Regions from separate parts of the Mus musculus genome. Here all the other regions are linked to region 1. The links are chromatin loops, found by intact Hi-C in ENCODE. Cell type or tissue: heart. All regions are shown on one strand.

Evidence for each region. Hi-C counts contacts between places; a loop is a spot of excess contacts. Peaks named below come from ENCODE experiments on the same cell type or tissue, not always from the same donor. Only the 100,000 strongest peaks of a DNase experiment are listed, where the experiment ranks them.
Region 2: a loop joins it to region 1, with 2.6 times the contacts of the local background. A loop is called at or near these places in 12 of 42 quality-filtered maps.
Region 3: a loop joins it to region 1, with 3 times the contacts of the local background. A loop is called at or near these places in 4 of 42 quality-filtered maps.
Region 4: it touches region 1 in a loop (3-fold over the local background); 12 of 42 quality-filtered maps call a loop at or near these places.

What each region holds. Positions count from the first base shown.
Region 1 is chr7:24,204,454-24,212,453 of GRCm38, reverse strand. It overlaps Zfp111 (zinc finger protein 111), which reads left to right and starts at 4,305. Exons shown (of 4, transcript NM_019940.2): 1 at 4,305-4,425; 2 at 5,339-5,396. The coding sequence starts at 5,382. In heart, no CTCF peak of the experiment used is centred here; a DNase peak (open chromatin) is centred at 4,323; H3K4me3 peaks cover 1,367 bases; H3K27ac peaks cover 819 bases; H3K27me3 peaks cover 645 bases.
Region 2 is chr7:24,266,833-24,274,832 of GRCm38, reverse strand. It overlaps Zfp93 (zinc finger protein 93), which reads right to left and starts at 4,415. Exons shown (of 4, transcript NM_009567.4): 1 at 4,152-4,415; 2 at 3,163-3,220; 3 at 1,459-1,585; 4 at 1-99. The coding sequence starts at 3,177. In heart, no CTCF peak of the experiment used is centred here; a DNase peak (open chromatin) is centred at 4,372; H3K4me3 peaks cover 1,070 bases; H3K27ac peaks cover 1,060 bases.
Region 3 is chr7:24,108,912-24,116,911 of GRCm38, reverse strand. Zfp112 (zinc finger protein 112) reads right to left here and starts at 4,592. Exons shown (of 5, transcript NM_021307.2): 1 at 4,476-4,592. In heart, no CTCF peak of the experiment used is centred here; DNase peaks (open chromatin) are centred at 3,771, 4,181 and 4,611; H3K4me3 peaks cover 1,715 bases; H3K27ac peaks cover 1,449 bases.
Region 4 is chr7:24,250,350-24,258,349 of GRCm38, reverse strand. It overlaps Zfp108 (zinc finger protein 108), which reads right to left and starts at 3,556. Exons shown (of 4, transcript NM_018791.2): 1 at 3,428-3,556; 2 at 2,460-2,517. The coding sequence starts at 2,474. It also overlaps a transcript of Zfp109 not described here. In heart, no CTCF peak of the experiment used is centred here; a DNase peak (open chromatin) is centred at 3,599; H3K4me3 peaks cover 1,404 bases; H3K27ac peaks cover 1,164 bases.

The DNA of each region.
Region 1 (8,000 bases):
TAAACGATTGATTTCAGCCCTGAGTTTGACTATTTCTTGCAGTCTACACCTCTTTGTTGTGTATGTTTCTTTTTGTTTTAGAGTTTTCAGGTGTGTTGTTAAGTTGCTTGTCTGAGATCTCTCCAATGTCTTTATGAAGGCGCTTAGTGCTATGAACTTTTCTCTTAGCACTGCTTTCATGGTGTCCCATAAGTTTGGGTATGCTGTGCCTTCATTTTCACTGAATTCTAGAAAGTCTTTAATTTCTTTTTTTTAAAAAAGAACTATTTATTTTATGTATATAAGTACACTGTAGCTGTCTTCAGACACACCAGAAGAAGTCATCAGATCCCATTACAGATGGTTGTGAGCCACCATGTGGTTGCTGAGAATTGAACTCAGGACCTCTAGAAGAACAGTTAGAACTCTTAACCACTGAGCCATCTCTCCAGCCCCAGAAAGTCTTTACTTTCTTTCTTCATTTTTTTCCCCTGACCAAGTGATTGAAGAAGTCGTTTCTTGTTTCTTTAGAAACTCAATTGTGTCTCGTGGTGTTTTGCAGAAAGCTGTCTTGTGAGAGGACAAGAGATGATTTGCTAACAAAAGACACTTGGATGGCATGTGAGGTTTAGAAAGATGATAAGCCTCACAGACAGTGAGAGGATGCTTTTGCATTGGGGTGCTGTGCAAGGCTTTGCCGGTCTTTGCTGGTTTTCACTTCATAGAAAGAAACAAAAGATTAGCACAGCCATTAAACTCCTGTCAACTCCCCTGGCCATCACAGAATGAGCTTCGTTATCAACACTTTCATGAACACAGGTGAAGTGGAAACTTCTAGTTCTTTGGAAAGCCATTTATGCCAAATGATGTTTTGCTGGGGCACACAGGTGAAAGGATGTCTTGCTAAAGCAAACACGTGAAAGACTGTTTTCCTGAAGCAGACACAGGTGAGAGGATGTTTTGATATAGCAAACATGTAAAAGGATGTTTGAGGAAGGAGTATAAAGATGACCCCACAGACAGTGGGAGGCAAGCACTGAGCTTTGGTTTGGTTTTCTCTGCCTCGCTATTCTTTGCACGGATGTATTGGTTCACCTTGTATAGCATTATTGAGCTCAACTTGTGATAACGCAGCCATTGAGGGAAACTCGCTCAAGAACTGCTCATGAAGTTCCTGCAACAGCTTGCCATTTCAGCAGCCCTGCCTCAGCCTGGTTGGTGAGCCTGGCGGTTTCTTTAGGATTGAACTATGGCTGCCTGGTGTCTGCTTGCTGAGAGGACTGGACTGCAGCTGATAGTTTGTGCCTGACATCTGCCTGCCTAGAGGACCGGTCTGAAGCTTTGATTCAATCAGGAATCTGTGTGTCCAAACCCTAAAGGTCCTTCTTCCCAGTTGGTTTTTGATTAATCAATAACGATGCCAACAGCCAATGGCTGAGCACGGGGAAGGACCCTTAGAGTTGAGGAATGAAGAGAATCTCCATGAAGAAGGATAGGATGCAGGAGCAGCAGGAAATAAAGCCAGCCAGCTATGTGAGATTTCAGGTAAGTGGCTGCTGGCCACTTCCCTGACTGGGCCTGGGGTAACGGAGGAAGATTTAAGAGTGTCTAGCCTTTGAGGTAGCCAAGGCATTTTACAAATAAGCTAATATGTATGCGTCTTTCATTCGTGGATCCAAAGATAGCTCCTGGGTGGGTGCATGGGTGTGATCTGCCAGGAGTCAAAGTGGTGCAGCAAAAACTCATCACTACACTGGAAACATTTCCAAAAGTAGGAGAAAACTCCCTGTTCTAGATGGGCTCCTGTTACTGTGATAAAACACTGAGCAAAATCAATTTGGAGGAAAAAGGGTTTGTTTGGATTATACCTGCCAATCGCAATCAGTCACTGAGGGAAGCCAGAGGAGGCATTGGAGCTGGAACCACAGAGGAACACTGCCAACAGGCTTGCTGTCCATGGCTTGGTAGGTGTTTGTTTTTTTGTCTTTTCATGTGGGATCTCACTATGTAGCCCTGGCTGTCCTGGAACTCACTATGTGGACCAGGCTGGATTCAAATGTATTGAGATCCTCCTGCCTCCACCTCCTGAGAGATGAGATCAAAGCCACCAGGCCTGGCTACTAAGCTTGCTATTTTATACAACCTCGGAGCACTTGCTCAGGGATAGCAGCATTCACAGCGAGTGGGGCTCTCCTACACCAGCCATTAATAAAGAAAATGCCTCAAAATTGCCTACAGACCAGTCTCATGGAGGCATCTTTGTAGTTGAGGCTTCCTCTTCCCTGTTAGTGTCAAGTTGACAACCAGCCTGTAATTCCAGCCCCACAGGACCTGACACCCTTTTGTGCGCGCTCTCTCTCTCTCTCTCTCCCTCTCCCTCTCCCTCTCCCTCTCCCTCTCCCTCTCCCTCTCTCTCACTCACACACACACACACACACACACACACACACACACACACACGTAAAAATGAATCTGGTTTTTAAAAGAATTGAATGGGTGTGTACCAGTAGATTAAATAGAGTTTATACTCTTCTCTCTGTGGCACACAGTTCTATATATACACCAATAACCTGAGCTACAGTTTACAGCAGATTCCGAGACTCAGGGCTCCTGCAACCACCCATGGTGAATGGACATGTTTTTGTTAAGTTTTAGGGAGGAAGTGGGAATGAGAGTGTGACACTGAGTTGAGCAGTCCTTTGGGCAAGAGGCTTATTAGCATAGTTACTGCAGCACGGTGGGCTCTGAAGTGGATTTTCAGTGAAACGGAGACAAAATAATAATCTTCTTATAATTTGTAGTAGTTTATTTTTATTAATTTACTAACTAATTAACTAATTGTGTGTGTGTGTGTGTGCATCAGTGTGCTACAGCAACTTTGGTGGAGGTCAAAGGAAATTTACAGGGGTCAGTTCCCTCTTTCCACTATGTGTATTTCAAGGACTGAACTCAGGTCCTTGAACTTGGTTGGGCAAATGCCTTTATCTGCCAAGCAGTTTTGCTGGCCATAGGCATTATGTTGTACCTATAACCCTATGGGGACTAGGGAGTGGGGTGTGGTGGTTTGGATAAGAGTAGCCTCTGCCCAAAGTTCAAATATTTGAATGGTTCTTCATAGCCTGGTGTCATGCTTCCTACTGTGATGATAATGCACTAAACAAGCCCCCAAATAAAAGCTCTCTATCTTAAGAGTTGCCTCTCTATATCTTGGTCATGGTGCTTCTTCACAGCAACTTAACAGTGACAAAAATAGTCTGTATTCTACTACCAGGTCATTTTCCCAGCCCCTCTCTAGAAGATTCTAGGCGGGTGTCCCCTCACATCTCACGGGATTCTGTGAAGGGATTCGGACTTTGCTGCTCAGTCAAGCGCCTATAGCTTCACAACTGAAGTTCTAGCTTTTATAATGCAGTATAATATGGATGTTGGTATTCTGTCTGAACTCCACCCCCACAGTTACCTGGCAACAGCCAGGTAGGCCTGGCCCGCTAGAAAAGGGGCTGCTTGCCCCCTCATCCCTCTCTTACTCGCTCTTACTCTCCTACTCTTGCCTCTCTCTCTTGCCTCTTGCCCTCTTGCCCCCCCTCCCTCCCCATTTCCTTCCCTCTGCTCTCTCCGCGTGATCATGGCCAGCCTCTACTTCTCTACTCTCTCCTTCTCTCTGCCTTTCTCTGCCTCTACTACTCTCTTAACTCCCCTCCCCATGCCCTAAATAAACTCTATTCTATGCTATATCGTCATGTCACTGGTCCCTCTGAGGAAAGGGATGCCTTGGCTTGGGCTCGCTGAGGGACCCCCTCCCCCACACCTCACCACACCCCATAGAACACATTTTTTTTTACCTCTATATCTTATTATAATCACAACAGTGGGGCTTCAATGTTTTAAAAAGTATCCACAGCAGGACTTGGTGTCCCATGCCCTTAATACCAGTACTTGGGAGGCAGAGGCAGGGAGGTTTATGAATTCGATGCCACCCTGGATTACAGAGGCAGTTCCAGGACAGCCAGGGCTACACAGAGAATCTCTACCTGGGGTGGGGGTGAGGGGAGAAAAAAAGCGACCACCACCAACAACTTACTACAATTGTCTTTCATGCCATTTTACAAATGAATAACAAACAAACAAAAACAAAAACCAAAAACTCCCAAATCCCGAAAAGCAACTCAGGAGAACAAGTTTCCAAAAAAGCTATATCCAAGGACCTAACTACCTAACAGCTGTTAAAACAGCTAGGCGGTTAACCAAACTTTAGCATTCTGGGAAATGTAGTCCCAAAAGAGCACCAGAGCTAGGTGCTTCCACTGAGGCATTCTGGGAATGGTAATTCCCGCTCCAGAGGCTGCCAAAGTCGCTTCCACTTCCGCAAACCAAGGCGGCCTGGTGGTACTTCTGGTGAAGTGAGATCCTGAAGCTTTTCTGTGGCCCTGTACGCCCTTGCTCCTGGTATGCCTCCTCGGGGACCGAGTCCGCTGCTGGGGAGAAGTGAGAGGCGGAGGGATGGGGTGGGGGGGGGGCACTCCTCTTTCTTGGGCCCTTCCTGAAGTGGCGCTGCTCAGGATTATTGGACCCATCTCAGCTGCTTGTGGAGCCCCAGGGAGAGTCTAGCTTTCCACTGGAGTCTATCAGAGGAACGGTGATGGCAGATAGCAGTGCCCTAAAGCCTTAAGTAGTATGCAACTCTGGTTGTGATGTGGTGATGCGATGCGATGCGATGCGATGCGATGCGATGCGATGCGATATAATATGACTTACTTACTTTGAGAGGTAGGCGTGCCACAGCTTGTATACTGACAAGATCAGAAAGCAACTTTTGGAAGTTCAGTCACTTCTTCCACTGTGTGGGGTCCAGAGACTCAGGGGATCAGTTTCAGCGACAGTGGCCTTTATCTGCTGAGCTTTAGGTTTTTATAGGTCGTTATCTTTATGCACGTGGGAAAAGAGACTTTGTGGAGGCTCTTGCAAATGAGCAATGATTACTAGTAATTAAGCCTTTTACAGCAAGACAGAGGGATAATTTCACTCCCATGTATGCAAACAGTAACATGTAAGATAGCTGTCACAATTGACAGACCCTTCTGAGAGTGGTGGTCAGTCAAGACACAGCATGCATCTTAAACATTTGGTTTTTTTGGAAAACCCATCACCACAGCAGCCTTGTGAAGGTAAGAGTGCCCAGCACCCCTGAGCTTCCAGAAATAGAGAATGTGGTGAGTGAGTCTGGTAACCCGGAGGCTTAGTAGGAAGTAGGCAGAAAAGCCTGGTCAGCGCGCACAGCCCTTGGGGCTGATGGAGAAGCTGAGGAAGCCATGTGGACCAACTGTCCTAGCAGTGTTCTCACGAAGCCCCTCTTCCCCAGCTTGCTTCCCAGAGCCCTGCCTTGTCTCAAAGAGAAGAGAACAATGACCAAGTTACAGGTAAGTCGGGTTGCTTCCCCCATTCCCCGCAGTGCTAGGGATTGGAAACAGGACCCCTGCATGCTGGGCAAGTGCTCTACACAGAGCCTCTCTGAACTGCATGAAGGAAGAGGGGAAGTTGCTGAGAAGGAAGGTCTGGAAGGAGGAGGGATAAGAGGACGGTGGGACATGTGCTCAAAGTGCACTGCACACGAGAAAGTGTACAAGGATAAGTAAAATAAGTTGAACTAGAGAAAGTGGGTTGGAGAGATGGCTCAGTAGTTAAGGGCAGTTTGGTTCCCAGCAGCCACATCTGATAGTTTACAACTGCCTGTAACTCCAACTCCAGGGTGTCCAGTGCCCTTTCCTAACTTCCCAGGGACCTGCACACATATATACACACAGACACACATACATTTAAAAAACTGTTAAGTTCACTTATATTTTAAAGGTGACATCATTTTCCAAAGTTTGCCTAATTTTATTCTGCAAATAAATACAAGTCTTCCCTATTCATGTGATTTATGAATTTTTTCACTTTAAAATTTTGCATCATGATGATGATGAAATAAAGGAATTGTAACCATGCTAAGGTCATCTTTTGGAAGTTGGGCTTTCTTCTTCCACCTTGCTGAAACAGAGTCTCCTGTTTCTGGGACTCTGTGGAGACAGGTCCTGGTGCTCATTGGCAGCCATCCTACCTTTTTTTTGGCAAGTTCTAAGCCACAGAAAGACCCTGACTCTAAAACAACAGCAACAAAAAAGGTGGATAGTACCTGAGGAAGAGCACCAGAGATTGTCCTCCAACCTCTACATGCTGTGCATAAATATACGTGCATGCGTGCAGACATGTGGGCACACACGCACAGACTTCTGCTCGCCCTCACTTCCTGCACGGGGTGTCCTGAGGATTCATTTCCTGAGCAACCAGGGAGAGTGTACGGCTGCCATGGTGATGAAGAAAGGACAAACACACAGACACGTGTACAGACAAGCTGGGATCGAATGAGCTGTGTGCTATGATGGAGACACACCAGCAGCCCTGAAACTCAGCGCATATATTAGACACCGCTGAGCACCCAGGAGCCATGATTCAGGAAACTGCAGCATGAATACAAATGCACGGGTATTTTACATGGAGTTCAGCCAAGCTCCCCAGCTACACAGTACCCTCAGCTCCAGGGACTAGACGCTTGTTTTGCTAGCAACAGTGGTGATTTTCACACGTAATTTGTAGTCACCAGGTATCCCTGATTCTCTGTATTCTGGCCTAAACTGGGCACTTAAAAATTTGGGGGTACTTTGGTAACTGATTAAAAATGGCAGTTTTCTGAACTTTCCTTAATGAGATTGTTTTGCATTTATTGTAAGTATATGTATGGTGAAATTACACACATGCTCGCGTGTGCGCTCACGCTCTCTCTCTCTCTCTCTCTCTCTCTCTCTCTCTCTCTCTCTCTCTCTCACACACACACACACACACACACACACACACACACACACACAGTGTAGCCTTTATGGAACACTGTGTGGCCATGATTGGCTTAATACAGACAATAATGATAGTATTGTTGGGGACATATTGGCTGCTTAATGCATATCACACTGTGTTCTAGGTCCTTTCTGTGGTCTCATTCAATCCCTTCAGGCACGTTGATATGGAGGGACTGTTATGCAGATGGTAGTTGCACAAGCAAATCAGGCTGGAGCCTTAAAGTGTGAACCAAGGTCCTCAAGCTTTACAGAGCCAGTGCTCACAAACTTGTCCCCAAATGCAACTACTGTTGGCAGGGATGTGTTCCTGAGAGCACGGAATGAGCTGCATGGCTCTTCCAGAAGGTTTCGGAAGGCTGGCATCTTACTTAGGGTTTCTTTTTTCTCTCCCCTGATCCCCCTCAAGATAGTTTGTGTAGCCTAAGCTGCCCTAGAACTCACTCTGTAAACCAGGCTGGCCTGGAACTTGGAAATCCTCCAGCCTCTGTCTGCTGAATGCTGGGATTAAAGCCATGGCCCAGCCACAGTCTGCCTTCGTTTCTCTATTGATGCAACAAAACACCTTGACCAAAAAGCAAGTTGGGAAGGAAAGGGTTTATTTACCTTACACTTCTCTATTGCTGTTCATCATTGAAGGAAGTCTGGACAGGAATTCAAACGGAGCAGAAACCTGGAGGCAGGAGCTGATGCAGGGGCCATGGAGGAGAGCCGCTTACTGGCTTGTTCCCTATGGCTTGCTCAGCCTGCTTTCTTATACAACCCAGGATTGCCAGCCCAGGAATGGCCCCACCCACAATGGGTTGAGGCCTCCCCCATCAATCACTAAGAAAATACTTACATCTAGAGCCTATGGAGGCATTTTCTTTTTTGGTTGGTTTTTTGAGACAGGGTTTCTCTATCTAGTCCTGGCTGTTCTCTGTAGCCTAGCCTGGCTTCAGATCCACAGAGAGCAGTCTGCCTCTTCTTCCCAAGTGCTCAGATTAAAGAGGTGCACCACCGTCACTCAGTATCGGAGGTATTTTCATAATTGAGGGGTCCTCCTTTTAGATAACACTAGCTTGCACGAAGTTGACACAAAACCAGCCAGTACAGCGTGTTAGATGGACAGGCCTCAGGACTTAATGATTGATT
Region 2 (8,000 bases), 62 kb before region 1:
CATCATGGCTGGTCATTTGCCAACATGGAAGCTGCCCCAATGGAAGGCACCTTATTCCTGTTGTGTCAAGAGGCGCCATCTTATTTGGACTCTGGCATCCTGAAAGAATAGAGAACAGAAGATGATATCAGCAAGGATGAGGACATCAAAGTTGGCCAGTCCTCATTTCTTTCTGGAAATATTAACTAGAGATCAGTGTCAAAGGTGAATGTCTGAAAGCTCTAAGGAACAAAGAGCTAAAACCAAGAACAATCAACACTTGGCCATGGCGGGAAATTTGGGGTGAGCCTGGGAGTGAAGGCTCAAGGCTACCTTAGCCCGTGCTGAGCACCTGACTCGAAGAGCCTATGTGTAGCTGTGCAGAAGGATAATGGGAAGGAAGCACTAACTCTGTGGTAACAAGTGTGGTGGTGCTCAGACACCAGCGGAGGCAGGTGCAGAATGGAGAGAGTGAGGGTGAGACACATGAAAAGCAGGGTCTGTGAGGGCTCCCCAGCAGACAAATGCAGAGAGGGAGGAAGGGTGGGGAAGAGAGAGAGAGAGAGAGAGTGAGAGTGAGAGAGAGAGAGAGACAGAGACAAACACTCATACACAGAAAGACAGAGGAAGAGAGAGAGAGAGACAGACAAAGACAGAGAGACAGACAGACACAAACACACATATATACAGTGAGACAGAGAGAGGGAGAGACAGACAGAGACAGACAGATAGACACAAACCTATATACATAAAGAGAGACAGGGAGAGGGAGACAGACACAGACAGACAAAGACAGAGAGACAGACAGACATAAACATACATACAGACACAAACACACATATATACGGAGAGACAGAGAGAGACAGACAGACAAAAACACACATACACACAGAGATAGAGAGGGAGAGGCAGAGAGACAGAGACAGGAATTCCACCAGGGAAGAGCACTGTGTGGCCAGAGAGATGCAAAGGACAACACCTGAGACACACATATCGAAGCAGGAAAAGAAATAGAGATGAGCAGGGTTGGAGTGCAAGGCCCCAGGAGCACGCAGTTTGTCAGACACAGTCGACAAAGCTGCTACCCTAGTGCTTAGGAAACTTAGATAGGAGAATCAAATTTCTGGGCAAGCCTAGGCTATATAGCAAGACCTTGCCACAAAACAAAAAATAAAGTAGAGGCTAGAGATGTGGCTCAGCCATACAGAGCACTGGCTGCCCTTCCAGAGGACCCAGGGTGTGTGTGCAGCACCCACATGCTGGCTCACAACCATCTGTAAGTCCAGGTCCAGGGGATTTAATGCCCTCTTCTGGCCTCTGTGGGCATCATGAGTGAATGTGGCACAGACACACACGCAGACAAAACACTCACGTGTACATAAAATACAAAATAAGTAACCTAAAAGGGAAGCAGTGGCGTGCAACAGACACACGGGTGTGAACTCTGACATCACCAAGGACACAGGGCCCCGTCCTCACCCACTGCCAGGAGGTTCCTGAAGTTCTCCAGCATCACATCGTGGTACAGCTTCCTCTGAGCAGCGTCCAGCAGCCCCAGCTCCTCCTCGCTGAAGACAACAGCCACATCCCTGAAGGTCACCATCTCCTGTGACGGCAAGCACATGCCACCTCAGATTCATTCCCAATGCCACTAGGACCTGAGCAACTGCTTACACAGAGCCTGTTGTCTTAGGGCTTCTATTGCTGGGACAAAACACCATGACCAAAAGGCAAGTTGGGCAGGGAAGTTTGCTAGGCTTACACTTCCATATTCCTGTTCACTATTGCAGGAAGTCAGGATGGGAACTCAGGCAGTGCTGGATCCTGGAGGCAGAAACTAATGCACATGCCATAGAGGGGTGGTGCTTACTGGCTTGCTCAACCTGCTTTCTTATAGAATCCAGGACCATCAGCCTGGGGATGGCACCAACTACAGTGGGTTGGGCCCTCCAACATTGATGACTAATTAAGAAAATGCCTTAGCTGGATCTTATAAAAGCATTTGCTCAACTGACATTCCTTCCTCTCCCAATGCCCCTGAAGGGATAAAATGAGACCACAGAAAGGACCCAGAACACTGTATGATATGCACATATGCATTAAGCAGCCAATATATGTCCAACAACACTATCATCATTGTCTGCATGTTGACACTCATGGCCACACAGTGTTCCATAAAGGTTGCATTACACACACACACACACACACACACACACACACACACACACACACACACAAATATATATATGTGTGTATATTATATATATGACATGGTGTTCAGCCATGTAAATATATATTATATATATGTAGTTTATATAACATATATTGACTATAATGTACTGTCCATTTACAAACAGTAAATTTAAAACAAAAATCTAATTAAGTAAGTGAAAGTTTCAGACAAACTGCCATTTTTAATCATTTTCCAAAGTACTGAAGATTTTTTAAAAAATACTGAAGATTTTTCAAAAGTGTACATTTTAGGACAGAATACAGAGAATCAGGGATACCTGGTGACTACAAATTACGTGTGAAAATCACCACTGTTGTTAACAAAACAAGCGTGTAGTCCCTGGAGCTGAGGGTACTGTGTAGCTGGGGAGCTTGGCTGAACTCCATGTAAAATACCCGTGCATTTGTATTCATGCTGCAGTTTCCTGAATCATGGCTCCTGGGTGCTCAGCGGTGTCTAATAAATGCGCTGAGTTTCAGGGCTGCTGGGGAGTCTCCATCAGAGCACACAGCTCATTCGATCCCAGCTTGTCTGTACATGTGTCTGTGTGTCTGTCCTTTCTTCATTCCTCCATCATCTGAGTTGGGTCAACCACAGAAGCTGTGCGGAAGCCAGACGCTCCCTGGTTGTTCAGGATATGAATGCTCAGGAAGTCCAATGCAGGAAATGAGAGTGACCAGTTTTCTGTGTGCATGTGTGTACACATGTGTGCATGCATGTGAGTGTACATATGTACACAAGGGTACACATGCATGTACAGGCTACAGCCCAACCTCTGGTGTCCTTCCTCAGGTGCTGTCTAGGGTTTTTGTTTGTTTTGGGAACAGGGTCCTTCCGTGGCCTGGACCTTGTCAAATAGGCTACGGTGGCTGCAGAGCACTTGCCCAGCATGCAGGGGTCCTGTTTCCAATCCCTAGCACTGTGGGGATGGGGGAAGCAACCCGACTTACCTGTAACTTGGTCATTGTTCTCTTCTCTTTGAGACAAGGCAGGGCTCTGGGAAGCAAGCTGGGGGAAGAGGGGCTTCGTGAGAACACTGCTAGGACAGTTGGTCCACATGGCTTCCTCAGCTTCTCCATCAGCCCCAAGGGCTGTGCGCGCTGACCAGGCTTTTCTGCCTACTTCCCACTAATTGGTAGTGTAAGACTCTGGGTTAAAGTTAAGGGGCCACCCATGCCTCACCTCGCTCACCGCAGCGGGTTAGAAAAGGCCACATTTTCTATTTCTGGCAGCTTGTGTGTGTGCATGTGGGGGGTGGGGTGGGGGGTGCTGGGCACTCTTACCTTCACAAGGCTGCCTGTAGTGATGGGTTTTCCAGAAAAACAAATCTTCACTAAGCTCTGAACTCTATGATGCGTGCTGTGTCATGACTGACTACCACTCTCAGAAAGATCTATCAATTGTGACAGCTATCTTACATATTATTGTTTCCATACATGGAAATGATAGAGTCCTCTTTTGTATCTCCCTCTAAAAGACTTAATTACTAGTAAACATTGTTCATTTACAAGAGCCGCCACAAAGTCCAAAGTCTCTTTTCCCACAGGCATGAAAATAATGACCAATTAAAAAACAAAACAAAACAATAACAAAAAACGCTAAACCCTCTCCAAGGAATGGGGAGTTTGAGCCTACAAGATGGCTCAGCGGGTAAAGGAAACTGCCACTGAGTCTAACCTGCTGAGTTTGAGTCTCTGGGTACCATTAAGTTGACTCCCACAAGTTGTCTTTTGACTTCTTTTCTTTCTTTCTTTCTTTCTTTCTTTCTTTCTTTCTTTCTTTCTTTCTTTCTTTCTTTCTCTCTCTCTCTCTCTCTCTTTCTTCTAATTATTAAATACATTTATTTAATAACTTTAACAAAATAAAAATATTGTTTATTTAAATAAATAAATAAATAAATAAATAGGGGTGGAATCACATAAAAAGTAAAGTTGCATACCACTTAAGGATTCAGGACATGGGCCATCTCTCATCATAGCTCCCCTGCCAGGCTCCCCTGGGAAGCTAGCCTCTCCTGGGGCTCTGCAAGGGGCTGAGGTGTGTCAGTGTAGGGCAGCCCCGCCTCAGGCAGAGCCCAGCGAGAGAGGACCTGGATGCCGGGCTTGTTCCTGGGCCGCAGATGCGGTCACTGAGGGGATACATCAGGAGCACAGGCGCAAAGGAAATGCAGAGCGATGGCCCAGGTTTTCACCTCACAGGAAGCACTCACAAACATCCTCCCCTCCCGGGAGCGGAAACGACCTTGACCACTACTGGCGTTGGAACTACAATTCCCAGAATTCCTCAGTGGCTGCACTCTCTGGGGACTATATTCCCCGGAATGGCAAAGCTTCGGTGAACCTTTTTAACTAAGGGGATTCCTTTTGGTAGGTCGCTCTTCTGTGTTGCTTTTCGGTTTATTCATTTCTGAAATTCCATGAAAGTCAACTGTGGATACTTCTTTGTTTTTGTTGTTGTTTTGTTTTTCCGAGGCAGGGTTTCTCTGTGTAGCCCTGGCTGTCCTGGAACTCCCCCAGTAGTCCAGGCTGGCCTCGAACTGACAGATCTGTCTGCCTCTGCCTCCCAAGTGCTGTGATTAAAGGAGAGGGCCAGCAGATCTTGCTGTGGATACATTTTTTTTTAAAATTGAGATCCCATACTGTATTACATTATAAAAGCTAACAGGGAAACTGCACAGCTGCAGTTGCCTAATTAGGCAGCAGAGTCAGAGTTTCTGCATAGAAACCCCCTATGAGGGGTGGGGGACCGGCTCAGTTGTAGAGCACTGCCCAGAATCCCCTAGTGAGGGGCTGTGGGAGTGACCTGGTGGTAGAACATGGGCTATCTGGGCCACTCTTCTGTTGCTGTGAAGGGACATCATGACCAAGGCAACGCTTATAAAAGGAAACATTTAATTAGAGGCTTGCGTACACTTTTAGGGGTTTAGTGCATTATCATGGCAAGAGCATGGCAGCAGCGGGCATGGGAGGGAGAGTTAAATCCTCATCCATACTGGAGAGACAAAGAGACACATGTGCTCTTAAAATCTCTAGCCATGCCCAGTGATATACTTTCACCATCAAGGCCATACCTCCTGTCTTTCAAATCCTTTCAATGAGTTCTACTCCCTGGTGACTAAGCATTTTAACATGAGCCTGTGGGGGGCGTTCTCACTCAAACCACAACCTGCCCAGCATCCTCCAGTGGGGGCTTGATCCTTGACCTTCAGAGCCCTGGAGCTGTCAGAAAGAACTCTTTATCTGAGATACAGCCTGGGGGAGTCCGTGGGAGCAGCATAGGTCTGAACCACAGATGGACCTGGGTCATGAAGGACAGCCCGACCTAGACCTAGAGGGGAAGGAGGAGAAGCAAGTCATTCACAAGTCAAGTTTAGTAAAGACGTTCAAAATATTGGTTACAGTATAAACAAACAAACAACAGCAAAAGCTCTGTCCCCACAGAATGTCAGGGCCCATAATTCCAATTGCACACATTTCAGTTCACTGTACTAGGCTAATAAATATAAGATGCTGACTGAAGGCCCCTTTCAGGAATACTGAGGAACACAAATCAATATGAATGCAGGTTGGAGACGGGTGAGCATTTTCAAATGAGTCTTACTTACAGGGCCCCTCTCCACTTGCACCGGAAATGGCTGAGTCCTGAGCACATGCAGCTCTGCACCTCAGATACAGAGGGGCTTCCTGTGAGAAAGGGACGCGTAGGTCAACGACGGTTCTGCCAGTCACCAACGTTGGTTAAATCCTTTCCTGCAGCCTTTCTCTGTAGACTTGGATGGATGCTGAGATTTCCCTGCCAGTGTCCTGTTGTAGATGGCGCTGGTGCTGTTTGTATTTTGATGCTAATTCTGCTCTCCTGGGAGGGGTTGCGGACAAGGAGTGAGTCATACACTCAGGCTTCTTGTGAATCAATCCCCTAATGAATAAAGGAGTCAATCACTGAGCAAGTAGGGGCGACTTCCAGGATGCACGGAGGAAGAGAGGAAGCAGGAGAGTTTGGTCTTTTTCGACAGGGATAGTGTGAGGACAAGATGTAATTACTAGTGTCTCCTGGTTTCAATGGCGGATCCGTCAGGATTCGCAACCGGAGGATTTAGATTTAATATGGCGTACAAGATTTTAGCTGCTGTGCCCAGTGATTGAGTTACAATTTTTTTTTTCTGAACTAAGTTTGTGTTGCATTTTCCTTCTTGTGGCAGCTCGTCTGGGTTCAAAAGAGAAAGGTACGAAGGCAAAGCGTGGGTTTGCCAGATGTGCACCACAAAGGCCGTGTGGGTTTTGAAGCATAGGGTTGGTATAGTAGCAACCCGCCAGTGGGAACTTAGCAAGCTGGGTGGAGAGATTTTGGAGCTCTGACTCAGAGAGTCTCCAGGAGTTAAGAACTGGCTGGTGGGACTGCTGGGGCTGAGAGTAGCTGGGAGAAGTGCGGAAGCTTGGCGTTCATTTTATATTTCCCGCAACAATGATAGGGCAATTTTCCACTCGTCTGTGATTTCTGACATTTGTAAAGAATCTCCCAGCTGAGCATTGGTGCCACAAGCCTTTAATCCTGCACCCGGGAGGAAGAGACAGGTAGATTTCTGAGTTCAAGGCTAGCCTGGTCTACAGAGCACATTCCAGAGCAGCCAGATCGACAGCTGTCTTGAGAAAATAAAAGAAAATTAAAAAAAAAAAAAAAAAGAAAGAAAGAAAGAAAGAAAAGAAAAGAATTGATTTCCCATAGAGAACCTTGTCTATAGGATGAGATTTTTTCTAACTCAGCTATCTCCCGAAATAATTGAGACAGAGCCCTATAGACTTATTCCACAAGCTTTAAGCACAATAACTGAGCAGATATTCCTAACCCTCTATGCTGTCTTAGCTGTTTCCCAGCCACACACACGTTACTTGCATTTAGTCTCACCTTAGCTTTCTCTGCTCTGTCTGTCTGTCCTCAAGGAGCACTCCCTTGGCAAATCTGCCTCATGCCTGACATCATGGTGACTCTGTTCATCTTCTTCACCTGACCTGTGGCCCTCTTCTTCCTCCTCCTCCTCTCTCTCAGGTCCCTGGCTTGGATCGGAAGTTCAGCCTAATCACTGAACTAATCACTGACTGTTCAGCATTTTCTTAGCCAATCAGAAATAACCGGGCCACATTCTTTACATCACATTGATACAGGAGATGCTGAGAAAAGTTGCTAACAGGGAGTGGAAGTAGCTCAGAAGAAAGAAGTTTGTCGCAGTCAATAAAGATGAAAAATGAATTGGAGATCTGAAGACAGCTTTGACATCAGCCATGGAGATGCAGAGTTTGGAGTTTGCCCAGCTGGTTTCAAGTCTTTCTTTGGGGATTACAGTTAAGTAATTGGATGACTCTCAGAAGAGACCTTAAGCTTTGGGCTTTTAACATTGTTGACACTGCTATAGATTATGGGGACTCTAGAAGTTGACTAATTGTATTTTGCATTATATTGTGTTTAGTTATGGCCTCCAATGGACTCATATGTTTGAACAAGCCTATGGGGGCCAGGGAATGGAATGTTATGGTTTGTATATGCTTGGCCCAGGGAGTGGCACTATTAGAAGGTCTAGTCCTGTTGGAGTAGGTTGGCCCTATTGGAGTAGGCATGTCACTGTGGGTGTGGGCTTTAAGACCCTCATTCTAGCTGCCTGGAAGCCAGTATTCTACTAGCAGCCTTCAGATGAAAATATAGAACTCTCAGCTCCTCCTGCACTATGACTGCTTGGATGCTGCCATGTTCCCACCTTGATGATAATGGACTGAATCTCTGAACCTGTAAGCCAGCT
Region 3 (8,000 bases), 96 kb after region 1:
ACCAGGGCATGTGCACAAAGTGTTAGAGATAGTGTATAATAAACATCAAACGTGTTAGCAACTGATAAAAACCACGCTTGTCACCACTCAAGTTAACAGTGCACACACCAGCCTTTGTCTCTTAACAGTGTATGTATTTAGGTTAGTCATTACAAATCCATACACATCACCTTTTCTACTTTCTAAAAAGGCTACATTCTCTAGCATCCCACCAAGACTGCCCAGGGACAGGGACAAGAGGGGGGCTTCAGTCACACCCATTTTCAAAGAGGTTGAATATATTTGAGTTGAAGGGCACACCCATGACAAACAGGTGATGCTAATTTTTCTCTGCCCATCCCTGCACCAGGCAAGAGGCATGATGGGAACTCTGTACAGTTCCTGTGCCCTAAGATGTGCAGCTTGAATGGGAGACAGGTCTGAGATCAGCATCAGAGACACCAGCAAATTTGGCCCAGCACAAACAATGAACCTGAAGAAGATGTAAAGTTGGTAGTTTCTTGGTAGGTTCTAGAAGTGTGAATGGGATCTAGTGGTTAACAGCATTGTTACGGCCATGGTATCCGCACTGTTTTCAGTGCACTCGTGCGCTGTTCACTGAGAACAGTGCTGAGATCCCTCTGGCCTGTCCGTTGTCCTTCATGTGATGTTCTGTGATTATGCTTTTGGGATTGTCATGTCTAACAGGGCAAACTGTGCAATGGCAGCCACAGGTGACAACAGTCTTGGAGTCTCCTGTGCCTTATACTAACAAAACCACTCTGTGTTCCGCCTTTGTGTTGGTTCTTCTCTTTGTCTATAACGAAATACGGGGATACAAATGACTTATGAGCAGAGAAGCTGTATTTGAGCTCTGTCATGGAGAACTGTCAGGAAGACATAGTGGAGCACATGTGTGCAGATAGATGCCTCATGTTAAGAGTGAACGGGTTTCAGAGTGTGCAATACAGACACACACACATGCACATATATAATACAATATACAATATATACTGATATATTGGTTGGTTGGTTTTTATTTTGTTTAGTTTTGAGACAAAGTCTCACTATGGCTGGCCTAGAACTCACCATGTAGACCAAGCTGGTTTGTAATTCAGAGATCTGCCTGCCTATTCCAAGTACTGGAAATAAAAGGTGTATGCCACCACGACTAGTGCCAACCTGTAATCTTTTTAACCTATGTATTTGATTTATTAGTGTGATAGATGGCTTTAATTATCAACTAGAATCACCTGGAAACATAATCTCAACAATGAATCATCTGTCTTAGTACATGGGCATTATCTATGTGGAATTGTCTTAACTACTTGATATGGGAAGACCCAGGCCACTGTAAGAGGCACCGCTCCCTAGGCAAGGGGTTCTGAACTGGACAAATGTAGAGAAACTAAGCTGAACACAAGCAAGCAAGCAAGCAAGCATGCATGCATGCAGGCATACATTTCTCTCTGCTCTTGATTCTGTGTGTGATGGATCAGCTGCTTCAAGTTCCTGACTTCCCCACAATGATGGACTATAACCTGGAACTCTAAGTTGAAATACATCTTTTTCTCTTTTAGGCTGCTGTTTATCAGAGTATTATCCTAACAGTTGCATCCAGTAACTGCTGATGTGGATGGGGTCCAGGCCACCACTGTATTCCTGTTCCATTTGTCCTCCCTGACTTTATTTCTCTCATTTCTTGACTGCTTCACTAAGGGAATCTATTATTTATTTATTTTTACTATTTCCTTCATTTTATCTCTCTCTCTCTTTTTTTAAAGATTTATTTATTATATGTAAGTACACTGTAGCTGTCTTCAGACACTCCAGAAGAGGGTGTCAGATTTCATTATGGATGGCTGTGAGCCACCATGTGGTTGCCGGGAATTGAACTCAGGACCTTCGGAAGAGCAGTCAGTGCTCCTTAACCTCTGAGCCGTCTGTCCAGCCCTCATTTTATCTCTTAACTTCTTACTCTAGCTCCAGAATTTCTGTTTCTGCTTAGCTGTTGATCTTGCATTGCAACAAACATGTCTTACTTTTCACAGTGTTTTAGTTTGTTAAAACTGAAAGAAGTTTTTTGTTCTGTTTTTTTTCAAGACAGGGTTTCTCTGTGTAGCCCTGGCTGTCCTGAAACTTTCCCTGTAGACCAGGCTGGCCTTGAAGTCAGAGATCCACCTGCCTCTGCCTCCTGAGTGCTGGGATTAAAGGTGTGTGCTACTACCACTCAGCTAAAGTTAAATTGTATTTACTTACTACCTGGCCACATACACACTTACACACATACATACAGCATGTGTATGGGAGGTGGTTCCCTCCTTTCACCACGTGGGTCTTGGGGATTGAACTCGGGGCAGCAGGCTTGGCAGCAGGCTCCTTTACCTGGAGCCGTTTCTAGGGCCCCCGGCATGTTTACTATCACCATTTTAATACTGCTTGTGAAATCCAGAAGTCTTTTTTTTTGGGGGTGGTGGTGGTGGTGTATGTGCTCTGCTATAGATAATAAAATCTCTACCTAAGAAAGATATACATTTTATGCTTTTTCTTTCACACAGGACTGGGGATTGAACCTAGGGCCAGGCACATGTTTGGGTTTTGTTGTTGTTGTTTGTTTTGTTTGTTTGTTTGTTTTGTTTTAATATACAGGTTGAGGACTTCAACAGTGCACTATATATATTAATTTTTATTTACTTTTAAGTATCTGCCTGCTTGTCTAGCTCCCTGGGAACTGGAGTTACAGGTAGCTACGAGTCACCTGTGGGTTCTGGGACTCGAACCTGGGGCCTCTGCAAGCAGAAACAATGCTGATTGTTAATCACCTCTCCATTCCCAATTCCACTGTTTTTTTTTTTTTTTTAAATCTATTTATTTGTGGGTGTGTGTATCTACAACAATTCTCTTCTTCCACCATATGAGTCCTAAGGATCAAATTCAGGACGTCAGGCTTGGTGGCAAGTGCCTTTGCAGGCTGAGCCATTTCAGTATGGCTAGTGCAAATACGATTGTAAAAAATGATTCTGTAGTGTTATCTGCAAATATGATTGTAGAAGTAACTGTAGCGTATACGATTAAGAAAATAAGTAGACTATAAAGAAATATAATTACCTAGGAACACAGGATATAATGATAATAATTTTATATTTTTTGGTACAATCAGTAAATTTTTAACCTATGTTCTAAAAAACAAATTTTATTTTTTTCCTTAAATAGAAGTGATAAAAATAATGATGACTCCACATCCAATAAAGCTCTTTTAAGAGTTATATTTATTAATTTGGATAGAACCCGTACAGCATTTAGTTTTAAATGTTTATATTTCATACTTATTCTTTATGTCCAAGCATTTCTCTATCCCGTCCAGAATTAATTAAAAAATATTAGGGTAACTTCATAAGTGGATCTGCTAATGAGTAAAGAGAGCCTCACTCCTCAGAACAGACAGATTGACAGAAGGATGCTAAGGTCTACCCCTGTGTATTAGTTACTTTTTGTTGCTGTGATCAAACACCATGAATAAGGTGTGGAAGAAAGCGTTTATTTTGGCTTTCAGTTCCATAATAGTAGGGACAGCATGGCAGGTGGCAGACTTGTCAACAGGAGCAAGAAGCTGAGAGCTCCCTTCTGAAACTCAAGCATAGCGAGCAAACACCTTGGAGGCTGACCCCGCCCCATGACGTATTTCTCCAGCAAGGCCACACCAGCCAAACCTCCAGAAACAGCACCCCGCCCTCTAAACTGTGGACCTGGCATCCAAAGGTTGGACCCTACGGGGTCATTTCTCATTCAAACGACTGCACCACTACCACGTTCTCTGATGCCTCTTTCCCCTGCAGCACTTTTTATATAAAGGATTAAGAAGACAACTTGCTCGGAGAAACCGGACTTCAGCTAACACCTCTCCCGGCCCCCGTAAGGCACAGTGGACACTGCACACAAAGCTGGGAACGATTGTCTCAACAAAAACAAAACAAGTCATTAAGGACTTTGATAATGGGGACAGGCTGGGTCCAGAGACCCTACAGCAGGAGCTCTGAGACCATCCGTGGGTCACTAAAGCGTCCAGCTTCTCTGAAATTGGAAAGCACCGATAGTAAATGTCCCATTTCCTACCGCGCGTCAGCAGTTTTGAGCCTTGCAGGAAACTCTAGATCACTCTTGGATAGGTACCAAGGCGTGGTGGAAAGCATGGAGGCAGAGATGGAGAGTCTGAACTCCACTGCTGGGAGATGGCATCGTGACCAGAGCTAGGGAGGCGGCTGGGGGTGCCCATCGCCCAGGAGACCCTCCATCCAGGTGACTGACAGCCCCGGGCCAGGCCTGAGTCAGTGTGTGCAATCGCAGCACACTCGGGCATGCTCTTCCAAAGTAAGTTCACGTTCTACCTTTCCGAGGCAGACTTCCTTACCCAGGATACAAGCCTGGTGGCTATCACCCAGGGCAACCTGAAAAGGATCGCTCACACTCGGGAGGGGTCAGTAAAGGGGAGGGCTCACCTTTCTGAAAGGAACGGAACAAGGCCTCACACACCTGGGGCGGAAGTGACTCTTCCCGCATAGGCAGCCAGGACTACACTTCCCAGAATTCCCGAAGGTTGCGGGGAGAACAGTCTCCTGCAGTCTCCTGCAGAGGATCTTGCACACTGAGGATTCCCAAACTACATTTCCCAACCGGAAGGATGGCCTCTCAGCCCCCCCCCCCCACCTGCAGCGGAAGTTATCTTATCATCCCGGGGATGGGAGGGTCATGAACTACATTTCCCAGAATTTTCAGAGTCCTTGCCTTCCCCGAGCGGAAGTGCCATGGAGTAAGGAAACCGGACTTCAGACTTTTGAAAGTCCTTGGCATACCCTAAGCCAAAAATCTTCGAACCACGATGCTTTCCCTGCTTTCTGTGGAAGATTGGGATAAACAGCGCTTTCCCCAGAGCACGTCAGGGACTGCTTGGGTCTACAGTTCACGGGATCTGCAGGGCCTGCCTTAACCCCAGCGGACCTCCCTTCCAGATCATTTGCATAGTCCTGAGTTTAGGGATTCCCCTTATTATTATTATTATTATTTTTTATATTTTTTATTAGGCATTTTCCTCATTTACATTTCCAATGCTATCCCAAAAGTCCCCCTCCCCCCACTCCCCTACTCACCCACTCCCCCTTTTTGGCCCTGGAGTTCCCCTGTACTGGGGCATATAAAGTTTGCATGTCCAATGGGCCTCTCTTTCCAGTGATGGCCGACTAGGCCATCTTTTGATACATATGCAGCTAGAGTCAAGAGCTCCGGGGTACTGGGTAGTTCATAATGTTGTTCCACCTATAGGGTTGCAGATCCCTTTAGCTCCTTGGCTACTTTCTCTAGCTCCTCCATTGGGAGCCCTGTGATCCATCCAATAGCTGATTGTGAGCATCCACTTCTGTGTTTGCTAGGCCCCGGCATAGTCTCACAAGAGACAGCTATATTAGGGTCCTTTCAGCAAAATCTTGCTAGTTTATGCAATGGTGTCAGGGTTTGGAGGCTGATTATGGGATGGGATTCCCCTTATTTAATTCTGCTGATTATCACTATTCACCTTCAGCTCTCCAACCTCCACTGTCTTTATAAAAATCTTGGAAAAGAAAAGCTTTTCAAACGTGACACTAGGACAAACTCAACGTAACTAATCCCCACCCAGTTCAAGAAGCAATTCTATAAAAAGCATGGAAGCAGGAATGCAGAAAAAGGTAAATCAAGTACAAAGGAACTGAATTAATAATTTTAAATATTTAATGTATGTGTGCGTGTGTGCACATGTGTGCTTGGGCACATGTATATGCACCATTGCGTGTAGTGCCCAAGAAAACTAGAAGAGGACGTCTGTTTCCCACCTCCCTCCCCCATAACTTGACTTTACAAACCCGTTAGCCAACTGACGTGGGTGCCGGGTCCTCTACAAAAGTGGTGCGTGCTTTTAACAGCAGAGTGAGCCCATCAACAACCTAAGTTTGGATTTTCAAAAAGGATTTATGTGTATGAATTTGCATGTATGTGGAAGACAGAGGGCAGCTTGCAAAAGTCAGTTCTTTCTCTCCCACCATGTGGGTCATGGGGATCAAAATCAGATGGTCAGGACTGAAAGCAAACATCCTTAGCTGCTGAGCCATCTCACCAGTTCAAAATAAAGCTATTTAGCAAATGATAGAAATTACTCAACCATTTGCTTAATCAGTAATCTATTTTATAGTATAACTCTTGGGACCCATCAACTATTACCTAGTAACTGTGGCAAGACATATGGGTTATTTATACATTTAACAAGGCTAAATAGCCAAAACCAGATGCACATGGGCATATACCCACAGTCACTTAGATCCTCCAAAGTCTTTAAACTTTCATCAATTCCACTGCCAAACAACCATTTTCAGCATTTACTAAACAATTTCCTTTGCTCAACCAAACCTTGACGTATTCAGAGGTCTAACTTGTAGCCATTTCCACTTCATATTAATTTATACCAGCATGGTTCCTTCAAGATTTCAAGTGACCACTGAAATTCATACACTTAAGCAGATGTTGGGGGGCACACACACTTTTTTTTTTTTTTTTTCTCGAGACAGGGTTTCTCTGTATAGCCTTGGCTGTCCTGGAACTCACTCTGTAGATCAGGCTGGCCTCGAACTCAGAAATCTGCCTGCTTCTGCTTCCCAAGTGCTGGGATTAAAGGTGTGTGCCACCACCACCCGGCGGGGTACACACTTTTAAGCCCAGCACTTGGAAGGCTGAGTCAGGCAGACCTCTGTGAGTTCAAATCCAACCTGATCTACATGGTGAGTTCCAAACCACCCATGGCTACAGGGAGATTCTGAATCAAAGAATGACCAAAACCCAGACAAACCAACCCAACATAAGTTCTTCTTTCTAACGCTGGTTTTGTATCTATAAATTAGTGGGGTGGGCAGCAAAGTCTATTTTATCCCAGACTTTCAAGCCTTCAACAAAGTCAAAGTGTGGAGAACCTTTGCTGTTTTCTTATCTGAATTCAGAATGATCCTGCTTCTGGACACAGCCCAGTTCAGAATGTCCCTCACTGCCAGGTATACTAAATTCTGTCAGAGGGCTCTTTAAGGCAGTGGTTCTCAACTTTTCTAATACAACCCCTCATGTTCTTTTTCTGGTGACCTCCCAACTGTTGAGGTTTGGTCTGTTGCTATGAATTGTAATACTAAATTCTGTACCTGAAGGTCTGGTTGCTTATGAGTGAGTCCTCACGTTTACCAGCTTTTGTTGTGCAAGCCTTGTTCCCTAATTTAAAACTATTGGTTAAATAGAAATGGCACAGCCAACTACTGGAGGGATGAGAGGTAGGTGGATTCTCAGTTACCTGGTTGGAGGTTGCAAAGGAGAGATAAAGAGTGGACACGGGTGGGATGGGGAGGAGGGGTGAGAAGGAAAGGAGATGGATCATGAGCACATGGTCAGGAGAAACAGCAAGTATTTGTGGTATACTACTGGGGACATAGCCAGGCCAGCAGTTAGAAAAATAGATTGGGGTAAACCATTTTCATTGCTACTTTATAACTTCACTATTATGAGTCATAAATGTGTTTTCCAATAGTCAGAGGTAACTCCCCTCCCCTGATGGAGGTCACGACTCACAGGTTGAGAACCACTTCTCTAGAGTCATCTCGTACCTTTAGCAGGTAGTACTCTCAGCTTCTTTCCCCTACTTCGGGGAATTCACGTCTAAGTTACAGGGCATGGTTTTCACTAGGTAGACTATGTCTTGCAGAAACCATGTTCATACAAATGAATGTAAAGCCAGACAAATTACAGATCAGAACTCTGATTTCAAGGTTTTGAAATTGTTTCAAAGGAATCTTCCCTGGCCCTTCATCTCAATTTTCAGTCTCCTTTAAAGAATGATCGTTCTAGCAGGGTGGTAACAAGCCTTTAATCCCAACACTCAGAAGGCAGAAGGCAGATCTTGCATCCTGGTCTACTTAGGCACACTTGCTTTTGCAGAGGACCTGGACTCAATTCCTAGCCCT
Region 4 (8,000 bases), 46 kb before region 1:
TGAGACAAATCACTGTGACCAAAAGGCAAGTTGAGAAGAAAAAGTTTATTTATTAGGCTTACACTTCCATATTCCTGTTCATTAATGAAGGAAGTCAGGATGGGAACTCAAGCAGGGCTGGACCACAGAGGCAGGAGCTGATGCAGAGGCCATGCATGTGTGCTGTTTACTGGAATGTTCATCATGGCTTACCCAGTCTGCTTTCTTATAGAACCTCGCACATAAACTGGGTGATAGTGGTGCACACCTTTAATCTCAGGACTTGGGAGGCAGAGGTGGGTGGATCTCTGTGGCTTCTAGGCCAGCCTGGTCTACAGAGTGTTACAGAACAGTCAGGCTACACAGAGAAACCATATCTAAACAAACAAACAAACAAACAAACAAACCAACCAACCAACCAAAAGAAGATACCTCCATTAGGACCAGCTTTAAGGCATTTTCTTAATTTTGATTAATGAGGGAGGGCCCAGCCCATTGTGGATGGTGCCATCCTCGAGTTGGTGATCATGGGTTCTATAAGAAAGCAGGCTGAGGAAGCCATGGGGAGCAAGGCAGCAAGTAGCACACGTGCATGGCTTCTGCATCAGCTCCTGCCTCTAGGTTCCTTCTCTGAGTTCTTGTCCTGACTTCCTTCAATGATGAACAACAATACGGAAGTGTGAGCCTAATAATAATCTCCTTCCTCCCCAACTTGCTTCCTGGTCATGGCTTTTTGTTGCATCAATAGAAACCCTAACTAAGACAGGCAGTGGTAGCACATGGCTTTAATCCCAGCACTCTTAAGGCAGAGGCATGATAATCTCTGAGTTCAAGGCCAGCCTAGTCTACAGAGTGAATGCCAACATAGATAGGGCTACACTGGGAAAGTCTGCCTCAAGGGTGGAGGAAAAGAAAGAAATAAAAAACCCTGACTAAGACACAGGCCTTCAGGAACCTTCTAGAACAGACAACCAGCTCATTCTGTGTGCTCAGGAACACACTCCTGTCAACAGTAGTCTCATTTAGGGTCAGGGGTGAGAGCACAGGCTCTGCAAGCCTTATGAACCCTGGTTCACACTTCAAGGCTCTGGCCTGAGGAGCTTAGGCTAACTTCTCCGTGCCTCAGTTTCCCCATCTGTGTAACAGTACCTCCATCACAGTATCCCTGAAGGGATGAATTTAAAATGAACCGTCCACATTGACACAATAAATATAGAACAAAATTTAATTCAGTAAGTGAAAGTTTCAGACAAGCTGCTATTTTTAATCACTTGCTAAAGTACCCAAGATTTTTAAAGTGTCCAGTTTAGGCCAGAATACAGAGAATCAGGGATACTTACTGCCTACAAATTAACAGAGAATATAGCCACTATTGTTGAAAAACAAGCATTTACTCCCTGGAACTGATGGCCCTGGGGAGCTGGGGAGCTGGGTACCACCATGGGAAGCACTCCCTTTTGCATTAGTGTTTCAGGTTCCTGAATCATGCCCCTGGGTGCTCAGCGTTGTATAATACATGCACTGTCTTTCTAGGCTGCTGGGGAGTCTCTATCAGAGCACACGGCTCATTCGATCCCAGCTTGTCTGTACACGTGTCTGTGAGTCTGTCCTTCCTTCATTCCTTCATCATCTGAATTGGATCAACCACAGAAGCCGTGCAGTTGGTGGCAGCCAGACGCTCCCTGGTTGTTCAGGAAATGAATGCACAGGACGCCCCGTGCAGGAAATATGAATGAACACTTTTCTGTGTGCATGTATGTGTGCACGCATGAATAGGCTACAATCCAACTTCTGGTGTCCTTCCTCAGGTGCTGTCTAGGGTAGTTTGTTTGTTTTTAGGACAGGGTCCTCCAGTGTCCTAGAACTTGCCAATTAGGCTAGGATGGCTGCCACTGAGCACCAGGACAGAGCAGCCTGTCCCAGAGTCCCCAAACCAAGAGATGCTACTTCAACAAGATTGAAGAAGAGAGACTCCTGAAAGCTGTCCTCTGAAGTCTACATCATGTCTTGACATGCTCACAAAGCACAAACCCAATACTAATGAAAAATTATTAAATGAAAAAAATCATAAACACGAGTATGAAGAACTCATACTTAATTGTAAAATAAAATTAGGCCAGAAGAGGGCGTTGGACATCCTCTAATTACATATAATTGGAGTTACGGGCAGTTGTAAGCTATCAGGTGTGAGTGCTGGGAACCAAACTGAGCCAGTGCTCTTAACTACTGAGCCATCTCTGCAGCCCACTTTTTCAAATTCTTTTTACTCATCCTTGTACACTTTCCCATGTGCAGTGCACTTTGAGCACATGTCCCACTGTCCTCTCTTATCCCTCCTCCTTCCAGACCTTTCTTCTCAGCAACTTCCCCTCTTCCTTCATGCAGTTCAGAGAGGCTCTGTGTAGAGCACTTGCCCGCCATGCAGGAGTCCTGTTTTCAATCCCTACCACTGTGGGGATGGGGGAAGCAACCCGACTTACCTGTAACTTGGTCATTGTTCTCTTCTCTTTGAGACAAGGCAGGGCTCTGGGAAGCAAGCTGGGGAAGAGAGGCTTCGTGAGAACACTGCTAGGACAGTTGGTCCACGTGGCTTCCTCAGCTTCTCCATCAGCCCCAAGGGCTGTGCGCGCTGACCAGGCTTTTCTGCCTACTTCCTACTAAGCCTCCGGGTTACCAGACTCACTCACCACATTCTCTATTTCTGGAAGCTTCAGGGGTGCTGGGCACTCTTACCTTCACAAGGCTGCCTGTGGTGATGGGTTTCCCAGAAAACACAAATGTTTAAGCAGCCCCAGAAGTCTGATGCATGCTGTGTCATGACTGACCACCAGCCTCAGAAGGGTCTGTCAATTGTGACAGCTATCTTACATGTTATTGTTTCCATACATGGGAGTGAAGTTAAACCTCTCTGTATCCTGCTCTAAAAGGCTTCATAATTAGCAAACATTATTGACCTGCCAGAGCCTCCAGAGTCTCTTTTTCCACATGCACGAAGATAATGACCAATAGAAATCTAAGCCCTGCAAGATGGCTTAGTGGGTAGAAGTGACTTCAGCTGAGCCTGATGGGGCGAGTTCGAGTCCCTGAACACCACACGGTGCAAGGAAAGACCTGACTCTCACAAGTTGTCTTCTGACCTCCATACATAAGCTGTGACACAACCCTCCCCTCTTAAATAAATAAATGCAAAACCAAACCAAATCAAAACAAAAACACATAAAAGTAAGAGTTGCCACTTAAGGCTTTATGACACTGGCCATCTGTCACCACAGCTTCTCTGCCAGGCTCCAGTGGGAAGCTAGACTCTCCCGGGGTTCCACCAGCAGCTGAGATGGGTCCAGGAATCAGGGCAGGAGGCCTCAGGCAGAACCCAGTTAAAAAGGACGGGTCGCTGCCACAGCTGCCCCGCTTTTCCCCGGAATGCAAACTCGTCTCTGAGAGGACACACCGGAATGCAAACTCGTCTCTGAGAGGACACACCGGAATGCAAACTCGTCCCTGAGAGGACACACCGGGGCACAGCGCACAGAAGGCCTGCGGGATGCTCCAAGCTCTCACCTCACTGGAAGGAAGCACTGCCAGGCAGCCTAGCCTTCTGGAGCTGAAGCAAACTTAGCTGCTAATGGCTCCAGAACTACAATTCCCAGAATGCCTCGGCGGAAGTTCATCGGTCTGGAGCTTTTTCTGGGACTACATTTCCCAGAACGAGAAGGTTCCAAGCTATTTTAACTAGAGTGAGGTCGGTGGAAATTGCTTTTTGGGAAATGTAAAAGTACCACTCTCGCTTAGAAAGGAAGTTGTGGGTCCAGACAAAATCAACAGTCTTTAGTCATATTTGGCCTTGTTTCGTTGAGAAATTTAAAATTGACCTTTATAGTGACTACCAGCTAAGTCCCATGGTTTAGAAATCTCAAAGGGTAGGTCTCTGTCTTGGCTGTAGGAAGGTGCAGTAACAGGACCAGAGGGCATAACTATCCTGGCTCCAGTTTTCAACCCTTTAGCCAGGGGGCTTATGGGGAACAGGGTCTCAAGTTTTGCCAACTTCTGGATAGAAAATTCTGTTCCTGAGTCAGATTAGCATAGGTAAGCTCTGGATGCCCTAGTGAGTTCGGTTAACATTCTGTCTAAGCTCCACCATACAGTTACCTGGCAACACCTAGGTATGCTCCTCCCCACAATTATCTGGCAACAGCCTGGTAGGCGGATCCACTATAAAAGTGGTTGCTTGCCCTCTCCTCTTTCTTTTGTCCTCTTGTTCTTTTGCTCTTCCCGTCTTGCTCCTGCTCTGTCCCCTCATACCTTCCCCCCTCTTTCTCCACGTGCTCATGGCCAGCCTCTACTCTTCTCCTCTACTTCTCTCTCCCATTCTCTGCCCTACTACCCTCTAAACTCCCCTCCCCAAGCCCTGAATAAACTCTATTCTATACTATACCATCGTGTGGCTGGTTCCACAGTGGGAAGGGATGTCTTGGCATGGGCCTGTTGAGGCACCCGCTTCCCCCATACCTCACCACACCCCTATAGAACGTATCCACCCCACCCCACCCCCATTTATCATTTTATAAACATATCAAGTTCTACTTCCCAGTCTGCATAAGGAGGGAAGAGGGTCCTAGGATTTGAGTATAATGGGGTGGTGGGTCTTACAGTTTGGTTTGCAGGTAAGTTCTATTTTAATGTAGGGGTCCCTGTCTGTCTTCCATCCTATCCCCTAATTTTCACATTCTCAGTGGTGGCAATAGAAAGTCCCTGGAAGGTTGCAAGTGGAACTTAAATCAGCAGGGCAGGTGCTACATCTACTCCAGTAGTGACACGTGCAACTGGCCCCAAAAACCTGGGCACTGTCCTGAGGCAAAAAGTCTCCTGGAACTGTGGCATCCTGAATAACGAATGCTCCAATGTCCATGCTTTAGTTGGTAAACAGATCTGTGTGCTTTCCCTTAATATTACTTTATTATAAGTGCTTCTAAGGATTCATTTTTGATATTTAGCTAAGTTAGATTCCTCATCAATCCTAGGCAGTCCTTGAGCCGACCAAGGGCTTTGAATTCAGTAAGAATGTTGCCTATTCAGTGACATTCAGAATTGCCTCTAGTATTGTAAGAGAGATAGTGAAAGAAATCAGGCATTATTATCTACTACATAGAGTTAGAAATCTCAGGGCAAACTACTCCCATATGCAGGAATTTACCATTATTTAGGAAGAAGGAAGGTTGTGGTCTAAGGAGGAACCAGAGTAGATACTTAGAACTATAGATAGCTGAGTTACACCCATACACAGGAATTTACAATGGCCTAAGGGGGAGGTGGACTATACAATAGACTAGAATAGGAACTATGGCAAGGGCGCGAAGCCCTTGCCCCTGACTGTTGCGGCCGCCAGCAGCTCGCAACATGAACGGTTCGACTGAGAAGGCCACTCGAGCTGTAAGAGAGGAATCTAGACGGGGCGAAAGAAGAAACGGAGCTAAGACAAATTTATTCTGATCAAAGCTCAAATTTTATTGTTGCGACACTAGTTATAAAGGAAGGGGGAGGGGACCCGACTCCCGCTAATCTCTGGTCCAGTAGAAAGGTGCACGTGTGTGGCTCCGCAGGTTCTAGCAGTGGGCCTGGCAGAACGAATGAGCAGGAAGCTCCACCCCTGAGCAAGCAGGTTTCAGGCTGGGGGAGGGGAGACTACACCTGACTTCTAAGATTAAGTGGACCTTAGGTGGAGCTGCTTTTGATCCCAGTTGTTAACATTGTATTTTATCCGAGTTGGTTCCTGCCAGTCCTTTGTAGGCATTCCTCTGTTTTGTGTCATATACTTCGATGTACCTTGCCTGCTGTGATATCCGACTCCTTTGCTTTCTGTATTATAAGACTAGTGCTTGCTTTAAGACATTACATTCAGATCCACACTCCCTTGTGTCATGTCTGTTTGTCACCCCTCCTTCTTCCCGACTCTTTGCCTACCTGTAACCGAAACCCAAGTTTCGCCCATGGATCAAGGACCCAAGTGAGGTTCATCTGTGGCAGCTGGCGCCTTGAACCAGGACATCAGACAGGTAAGTCTTTTCTCTCCTTTTTCCCTTTTCGTTTTTTACTTCTCAGGCAAGGATAGGATCTCATCAGAGCGCTGCAGGCCCACTGATAAGAATCGTCAGTTTGAGGAGGACAAGTAAGTTTTACCATGGAGCAGTCAGAATCGAAAAAGAAATGGTTGTTTCTGTCGGTCTTTAAGCACGTGTTGTCTGGCAGAGGTCTAAAGGTCTCGGATAAATCCTTACAAGAATTTTATTATTTCGTGCAAAAAAAAAAAAAAAAATCAGCCCTTGGTTTCCAGAGAAGGGAAGCTTAACATTGGAGGATTGGAAGCGAGTAGATAAAGTTATGAGGAAGTTTCATGAGGAAAATTCATCTAGGGAAGTCCCCAGTAATGCCTTTACTCTGTGGCAACAAATGAGGGATATACTGACTGAGAAAAAAGACTTAGAATTTCTTGCAGAGGAATCTCCTTCAGAGCCCTCTGATGATCAGAAAGTGAGACCATCTGCTTGTAAAAGGAAATCCTGCTATACAGGCAAAAAAGAGGAAAGCTTAGAAAATAGTGAATCAGAGACAACTGATGGCGAAAGTGATGAGGAGTGGGAAGGAAGAGATCGTTTTCATAGCTGCCGAGGCAGCAGTGGGGAGGAGTCTTTAATCATGGCACCAGTCACTTGTAAACCTGTACCAAAACCATGTTGACTTTTGCCACCAGTTGGTTTTGACGCTGTCATGGCAGAGGCAAAAAGACCAGGAGATTTTACTCTCACTTGCCCAGTTATTTACGTAGAAGGTAATGAGCACTGATGGGAACCTTTGCCGTTAAAAACTCTTAAGGAACTACAGTCAGCAGTAACGACACTGGGCCCCACTGCACCTTACACCTTACAGGTTTTGGATGTAGTAGCAAGCCAGTGGCTTACTCCTTACAATTGGCATCAAACGGCAAAGGCTACTCTCACTCCTGGAGATTTCATTCTCCGGAGAACAGAGTATGAAGAGGCCAGAAAGCTAATACAGGAAACTTCTTCATCGAGAAGTGGAACTAAGCCCATGACGTCCATGCTTCTTGGGCAAAAGGACTGCGCTAAGCCAGCAGTGCAACTAAAAATTCCAAAGGCAGTGTTGGAGAAAATTAATCAGATAGCTGTATCCAGCTGGCAGAGTTTACCTCTGCCTGGGGCTAAGTCCACAGTCCTTTCAGGAATTAGGCAAAAGCATGATGAGTCTTATGAGAGTTTTGTGGCTACATTGGAAGAGGCAGTTTCTAGAATGCTTCACCCCTCAGAAGGGACTAATATATTAATAAAACAATTGGCTTGGGAAAACGTGGACACCTTGTGCCAAGACCTGATCAGACCAATCTGTAAAACAGGTTTCCTACAAGATTATATTAAAGCATGTGTAGATGCCTCACGGGCCGTAATTCAGGGGATAGCTTACGCCGCAGCAATGAGAGGGGAGAAATTCAGCACCTATGTCAGAAATACTTACAGGAATGGAAAGCGTTCCCAAGGGAATGAAGCTGCAGGTTTCAGGTGTGGAAAACCGGGACACCTGAGGAAGGATTGTAAAAATCCCTCAGGAAACAAGAAGGACCTTCCTCCAGGTCCCTGCCCACGCTGTGGCAAAGGAAAGCACTGGAAGAATGAATGTAAATCAAAGGTTCATAAGGATGGGACTCTGCTCACTAAAGAAGCAGGAAAGACTAGTGAGACAAAAAACTAGATAGCGGGCCGCCTCTTATCCCCGGGAAAAGAGAGGCACAGAGTCAAGAGGGTGGTAAAGAATCCATTCCTCTGAATCCGGAGGCTCCAGAGTTTACTATCCACCATTTACCTAGAGCTACCCCGGGGAGTGCGGGGCTAGACCTGGCAGCTTTAATAGATGTTATAATTTCTAGTTGGGATGGTGTGCATCTCATCTCCACTTCAGTGTTGGGTACCTTGCCTCCAGGGACTGTAGGTCTTATCATAGGACACAGTTCCAAT